2 separate regions of the Homo sapiens genome follow, and region 2 is linked to region 1. A link is a contact called in ENCODE Hi-C data. All regions are on one chromosome and are shown on one strand. The core of a region is the stretch at or near the end of the contact, and the rest is flanking DNA. Distances in the headings are between cores, read along the strand shown. Region 1 holds the start of KCND2 (potassium voltage-gated channel subfamily D member 2). Region 2 holds the start of FAM3C (FAM3 metabolism regulating signaling molecule C).

Evidence for each region. A loop is a pair of places that touch in the nucleus more often than their neighbours do.
Region 2: a loop to region 1 is called in a map with no recorded cell type, with 7 times the contacts of the local background. The contact joins the promoter of FAM3C here to the promoter of KCND2 in region 1. A Hi-C loop is called at or near these places in 3 of 37 single-sample maps with no recorded cell type.

Annotation. Positions count from the first base shown.
Region 1 is chr7:120,271,925-120,275,517 of GRCh38, reverse strand. KCND2 (potassium voltage-gated channel subfamily D member 2) reads right to left here and starts at 2,343. Exons shown (of 6, transcript NM_012281.3): 1 at 1-2,343. The coding sequence starts at 885. RefSeq lists an enhancer at 1,578-1,647 and silencers at 2,088-2,237, 3,157-3,256.
Region 2 is chr7:121,395,016-121,398,651 of GRCh38, reverse strand. FAM3C (FAM3 metabolism regulating signaling molecule C) reads left to right here and starts at 2,344. Exons shown (of 10, transcript NM_014888.3): 1 at 2,344-2,490. It also overlaps the pseudogene CYCSP19. RefSeq lists silencers at 1,980-2,039, 2,080-2,909 and enhancers at 2,137-2,721, 2,722-3,307.

The DNA.
Region 1 (3,593 bases), core at 1,094-3,593:
GAAGACTCGGAGTGTGACAAAGGCTCCGCTGACGTCCTCATTGTCTGTCATCACCAGCCCAATGTAATAAGGCAGGATGGCCACCACGTCGATGATACTCATGACACTACGCACAAAACGGTAACGACTAGGCGCTGCAGCCAGGCGAAGCAAATACTCAACTGTGAAGATCATGACGCAGGCCGTGTCCAAGCAGAAGAAGGCCACAGCATACCGCTCTCCACAGGGCAGTTCTTTAATGTGACCTGGGCTTGATCCGCACGGCACTGTTTCCACCACATTCGCGATGACAGAGACGGCAATGAAAAACCCCGTGACATAGTAGAACACCAGGGCCATCGTGCTGGTGTGGGGGTTCTCGAAGGCCCTCCAGACCCTCTGCCTTGCAGTCATGGTGGGCAAGGCGCTCTCCCCAGCGGTGTCGGTATCCGCGTCGTCCTGCAGGCGCTCGGCGTTCTCTCGCCTGCGATCCTTGTACTCCTCATAACAGCAGTCGCCGATGATTTCCGGGATGAGGCCAAAGAAGGCCAGTTCTTCATCGTAAGCAGAGATGCACTCGTGGCGAGGATAGTGGAGCTTCCCAGTGCGGTAGAAATTCAGGATGTGGCGGAAGATGTCTGGGTCACGGTCAAAGAAATACTGCTGAGTTTCTGGGTGGTAGAAAAAGTCCCTCTCAGAACTGCCCAGTAGAGTGTCTGGGTAACGTTCCAGGGTGTCCTGCCACGTCTGGAAGCGGGTGCCACTCACATTCAGCACAATGAGAGCATCTTGGGTCCTTTTCCTCTCCTGCCTCGGGGGAGCCGGCATAGGCCCCGAGGCCACAGGCATCCACCCGATAGCCGCTGCCCTTGCAAAAGGCAGCCACGCTGCCACCCCCGCCGCCATGATTACTTGAAGCGGAAGGAAGAAGGGTAACGAGGCGTCTACAATGGGTCACCGAAGCAGCCAAAAGTCACCCACTTCCTCCAGTCAAGCAAAGTACTAGTGAGAAACGTGGTCCAGAGGTGTAACTCTTATTCCAAGATAGGGCTCCTGGTAAAGTCACAGTTCTCAGAAGGGCAACTTTCCCTCCAAGACAGGTATTTGGAATAATGGCAACAAAATACAACGTCCTAACAATCACCCTCAACAGAACCCAGCCAAATCTCTTCCTGCAGGTGGGCTAGGCCACCCTCTGGCACAAATAAGCACACAGGTGCAGCCGTTTCTTCAAACAGGTGTTTTTGATTTCTCCCCGGCACAGTCTGGATAATATAGGGTCAGTATGTGGAGTGTAGGATAGAGAAGACGAACGAGAGTCACCCAATAGAATTCTTTCGACGAATTAGGGAACCCTTACACCTACCCTTCTCACTCTTTCAAACCTTCCTTTCCAAGTAGCCCTTCCCGCCAAAGGAGTCTCAAAAAGGCGACCTGTTGTTGTAGCTCAGGAGATGCGGTCACAGCCGCTGCCCCACGTCTCTCTTTGGGGGTCCAGCTGCTGCTGCCTCTACTCCTCGGGCTGTATTTGCAGAGATGGAGGTGATGTGCAGTGGTTACGGTGGGGGGCGTTAATAGAGATTCTCCTCCCCCACGTCTACAAACACCCTCTGTGTCTGCCAAAAGCGTTCGCCCAATCGCCCCTTCACTCTCTTTTCAAGTTCAGCTCAGGTGCAGTGTGACAGTTACAGAGCTCAGGAGCTGGCAGCCGCCGCCGCCGTGGCGGCAGCAGCATCTGCTTCCGCGCAGAACGCGCCGCTCCCGCGGTACATACCTGGCCAAGTGCGCGCCGGGGCTTAGTTGCATAGAGACTTTCTCCTCGCCGTGCACCCGGAAAGGGAAGAGGAGAGAAAGCAGCTCGCGAGCAGCCGAATCCGATGCGCCGAGAGAGCATAAATAAAGCTCAAGCGAGCTCTTCTTTCCCTTCCCCCATCCCTCCGTGCCTCCCTCCTCCTTTTCACCTTCCAAAAGCCAGGCGCAGGCGAGCAGAGCAGCAGCAACAAGTTCAAAAGGTGCGGGGGAGGCGAGAACGGAGGGGACTCGCTCCTGCCAACTTACTGCGGGGCCACTGTCGCGGGAGCCTGGCCAGCGCGGTGCGGGGCTGCGGGGCGGCGGGGCTGCGGGGCGGCCGGGCGGGCGGCGTTGGCGCGGTGGGGCCGGGGCCGGGGCCGGCACGGGCTCTCGTCCGAGCGCGGAGGCAGAAGGCGCTCGGCAGCGCGGGGGCGCGGGAGGGCTGCTAGCTGCTTCCCCGCCAGTGGGTGGTCCTGCATCTCCCCGGGCTCCCCGCGCTGCTCTGCTAGTGCGATCAATAAATAAGGAGAAAATAAATAAATAACCGCGCGCACGCCCCGCCACGCAGGTTAGGAAAGGCGTCTCCTGCCTTTCCCTCGGCTTGACCTTTCTCCGCCCCCGCCCCCTCGGGCTCCTCTCGCTCCACCCCAGCCACCCACCAACCCCGGCGCAAAATGTCACCGAGGGAGAGCATCCAGGTGGATCTGCTGGGGAGAAAAGCGAGCCTCGGATGAACAAAGGGAAGCTTCACGTGCTGGGCTGCGGTGGTTTGGTGGAGGAGAGGAGAAAGGGGACCCGTGCCTTGCTTCTGCCTCTCGAGTCCCGGTTCAAGGCGAGCGTGGGAAAATGGGGGGAAAGAGAGCGAGAGAAGCTGGGAAGGAGGGTGAGCGGAGCGGAATGCGCAGGAATTGGTTGTCTTCTGGGGGCGACTGGAAGGCAAGACCCGCAAAGCTCCGACGCGGAATTTTTAAGTGCATTTCCTCTTTCTGTTTTTATTTATTTTCAAAACCAGATTGTTAACGTTGCAGGGATTGATATGCCATCTGTCCAACTTGCCAAAAAATCAGAGACTCTCCTCGATCGAGGTCTTGACACAACTCCTTTTCCCGTCCTTTACGAATAACAGGGATGTGGAGCCCTTTTCTAAATGTCATCGTCAAGGGGCGTGCGTCTCTGAAAGTTTGCGTCCCCTTCATCCTCTCTGCGCATCACTGCGCATATTTAAAATAGTTAAAAGAGTTAAAGGTGTTCGTATGAGGGGTTACTGAGGTAGAGAGACACAGGAAAATTGTCGCTACCAACCTTTTTGTTTTTCGCGTACCCCGCCCCCGAGTCATTAGGAATCATCCTTAAAACCAAACGTAACACATACAAGCCACTAGATGGCGTGGATGGCGAGAAGTTAAATCTGCACCTAAGGTTTGGATGCTTTAGGAAGGTGAAGGATCAAAATTAACTGGTCCAACAGAGAGTCAGATCACATAAACATCCCCAAACCCCTTCGCTGCCACCCACCTTTTTTGTGTTTATGTGACATATACTACTTAGGCTTGAGTCTGCATTTGGATAGTTGTGGGATGAGATGTGGAGAGTTTCCTTTTGAAATTCCTTTGAAAATTAAATCTAGATTACTGAATCATCATCATCATAGTAATTAAGATCTTTGGCAATAATGAGGCTTCATCTGTATTGATGAAGAATAGTAGCCTAATTTCTACCTAAAAATTACTTTTCATGGCTTGGTTTGACTGCCCTTGGTTTGTAAAATAAGTGGACTGTGTGTTGTACTTTACGGAAATTGACTTTTAAGCCCTAGAGATTAC
Region 2 (3,636 bases), core at 1,095-3,594, 1.1 Mb before region 1:
CATCAGTGTATCCTCTCCCCAGGTGATGCCTTTGTTCTTAATGGCATCTGTGTAAAATAATCCAACGGCTTGACCTGTCTTCCATCCGAAGAGACCATGGAGATTAGGCCCAGTCCTGTGCTTGCCTGCCTTTTCCACAGTGTGGCACTGGGCACACTTCTGAATACAAATCTTCTTGCCTTTCTCAACATCATCCATATTTAATCCTCTCTTTTGTTGCTTGTGCTATGAAGGATGACACTCAGAAGCTGGATGTCACACTCTCTGTATATTCTTTTCGAGTCAACAAAAAAGTTGGGCTTTGAAGTTGAGCACGTGAGTTTGAATCTTAGCTCTGTCTGGTCATAGCAGAAGGACCTTGAGCAAGTTTCACTTTTCTCCGCTGTATTTATAGGATTATTGTGAGAATTAAATAAGTCTATATATATAAAGTGCTTAGAAAAGTGCCTGGTGCACAATAAGCACACAATAAATATCAGCTTTAGAAATATACATTATCAGTAGCTATTATTATATAATATAAATTATCGGTAGTTATTGTAATAGCCAACACCTTTGGCTTATACCTCCTGGAGCTGTAAAGCTCTGTGGTTTTATTAAGCTTAATCATTAATCCTGAATACTTCTCCTGGCTCCCCTACCTCCTGCCAAGTAAAAGTAGGAAGTTATCCTTACTCGTTTATAGGTGTAAGAACTGGCTGATTAACAGGAGTCCTAAAGAAGTGATTTACCAATGTTAAAAAAATTGAAACCCATATTAAGAAATATAATTTCTACTGTATCCAGGACATAGACACACAGACACTCACCCACACATGATGCTGTACAAATGTTTCATGAAGAATACTTATCCTGAATTTATGCTTTGAACTGTTTTTTTTTTCTATTTTTCAGTGAATCAACAGCAACAAAATGTTGGTTGTGACCCATTGTTATTAATTTCATTACCTACCAAAGGGTTCTAAGCTATATCTTATGGTCAGTGGAGAATAGGCTACTAACACATTAAACTTTATGCACAGGAATTGTTTCAGGTGTGGTGCTATAAGAATATGTCACATGTAATTTCCAATCTGGTTGGCTCGGTTACAGAGCAGATTGCTCTTTCAGAAATACACCGTGACCTCCCTACTCAAGAGGCTTCATAAACTCTTTCAGTGAGACATAGCAGTCTAGGAGAGGCATGTGTACAGTAAGTGTTATGATTTTTTGGTACTATAATAAGCAAAGTGCCTTTTTGTTTATTTGGAGCTACATGAAGCTAGGCCGGAATTCCAGCTTCATAACTTACTATCTTGTATTTTTGAGCAAGATATTTAAACTCAGTTTTGGAGTCTTAGTTTTTTGATTTAAGTAATACACAAATAGCATAATATTGGCACATGGAAGACAATGAGAATTCATTTCATGCTTTCTCCCCTGATCACGGATCACAAACTCCAGAATTCATAGTTACTATTAGTTTGTGTGTTTTATATTTTTGGAGGAAAGCTAAAATTTGGTAGATTATTAATTCTATATTAACACACTATAGTCAAACCCTATTTTTAAATGCAATTTAATTTCTGCAACCACTGATGATCCCAATATTCTGTCAAATACTAGGTAACAGTTATTCATTATTTTAGAATATGGATCTGAATTATGAAATAATTTTGCATTCTAAGGTCTTATGTAGTAAGATTTGGATTAACTTCCCAATTATCAACACAATTGTAGGAAATCTCCTGAGAAAAAATATTTCTAACGATTGTGTATCTTATAATTTAAAAAATAAACGTGACTTGGAAAATGCAAGGACTACTGTTCTTCTTGGGTGGTGCATTAAAGGTGATCAGAATTCTAATGACGCTGGACAGTAGGATTTTCAGAATCAGTTTCCTAGGGTTCAAGAAGTCAAACGGCAAATAACCCAAGGTCCTTGGTTGATCTGACCATCTCAGCTATCTCAAGATATATAAGATGACCTAACTGGCGCATCTCTAGGATGGGTGGGTCATTTAAAATGTTCTGCCCTTGAGGCTGGGATTTTGTGCGTGTAAACGGTGGGGAGACGGCGGTGACACATTTTTCTCCCTCCCGTAGTGCCACCCGGCGCAGGGCCGCTGCGGCGGCGGCAGCTCCCACGTGGCAAGTTCAGATTGTGCAGCGCCTGGCCGGGGGCGGTGGGCGGGACCGCAGACCCCTCCCTCCGCTCTCCGGCCCTTCCCTCTGGCCGGCCCGGGCGCCCGCTTGGTCCTCCACCGCCAGGGGGCGGGCGCGGCTTCCCGGCGGCGGGGGCCCATTGGTCGCGGCCGGGAAGCGTGGGAGGAGGCCCAGCGGCGAGCTGGCTTTCTCCTGGCCACTTGCCGGGGTGAGGGGCAGCCGGAGGAGTCCGAGAGGAAGCGGAGGCGCGAGCTGGAGGCGGCGGCTCCCGTCGGCCTCCGGCAGGACTGAGCGCTGGGAGGCCGGAAGGCGGGCGCGCGCGGCGGAGAGGCGGGCGGGAGGCCGGTGAGACGGCTGGGAGGCGGACGGAGCCGGGGCTCAGGTTCGGGGAGGGATGGAGGAGGCCGGGGAAGCCAGACGCCCACCTACGACTTCAGCCTCCGCGCACTGCGGTCACCGGCCGGGGGCGGGCCCCGGGCCCGGCCGCGTTGTCACGGCGTGTCCGGACGTTGGAGAGGGCGCAGGCGGGACTGGGGTCCCGGAGAGCCGCTGGCCGGGGTTCCCGGCCGCCGCCCCGGCGTGGGCATCCCCGGGCTCCGCGGAGACGGGGCGGCGTCTGCACCTGGCGCTGGCACTCGGCGCCCCGGCCTGGGGCGGGCACCTGGGTCGCATCTTCCCCAGGTTGGCTGTGGCTCGCGCCCCTGCAGCGTGTAGGCTGAGAGCTCCGAGAGGTGGGGACGGAGTTGGGTGTTGCATTCCAACTCCATAGGGGGCCGTTTTGACTCACTTGTAAAGTTTTAGTGTCGCCTATACTAGAGGTACTTTTGGTTTTTTACAAGCTATCCAGCCCTTTGATGTTTGGTGTCTCTTCTTTTTCTTCCTATTTGTTTGCTACTGCTCTCACAGCTCGGGACCACGGATGATGATTAGTGGCCCTAGATCTGAATATGTGAGTGACGGATTGGCAATTTGAGATTGAGAGCTCCAGCTGTTTTACTTGTGGGAGGAGCGGTTTCCATCATCCTCTACCTTTTTTTTTTTTAAGAAAAAATATTATTGCCTGTAATATAGAACTGCTATCTAATTGATAGGACTTTTCCTTTGTTTCTTTTTGGCCAACATGGTGAAACCTCGTCTCTACTAAAAAATAAAAAAATTAGCCAGGTGTATGTATCCATATATATATATGTATGTATGTATCCATATATATGTATGTATCCATATATATGTATGTATCCATATATATGTATGTATCCATATATATGTATGTATGTATCCATATATATGTATGTATCCGTATATATGTATGTATCCATGTATCCATATATATGTATGTATCCATATATATATGGATACAATGACATAAATAATATTAGATTGCTTACTGTGTACTAGGCACTGCCAAATGGTTTCGTGTGCTCATTTATTCTCACAACAGCTCAGTGAATAAGTCCCTTTATCTTTTCTAGTTTTACAGATGGAAATATGAAC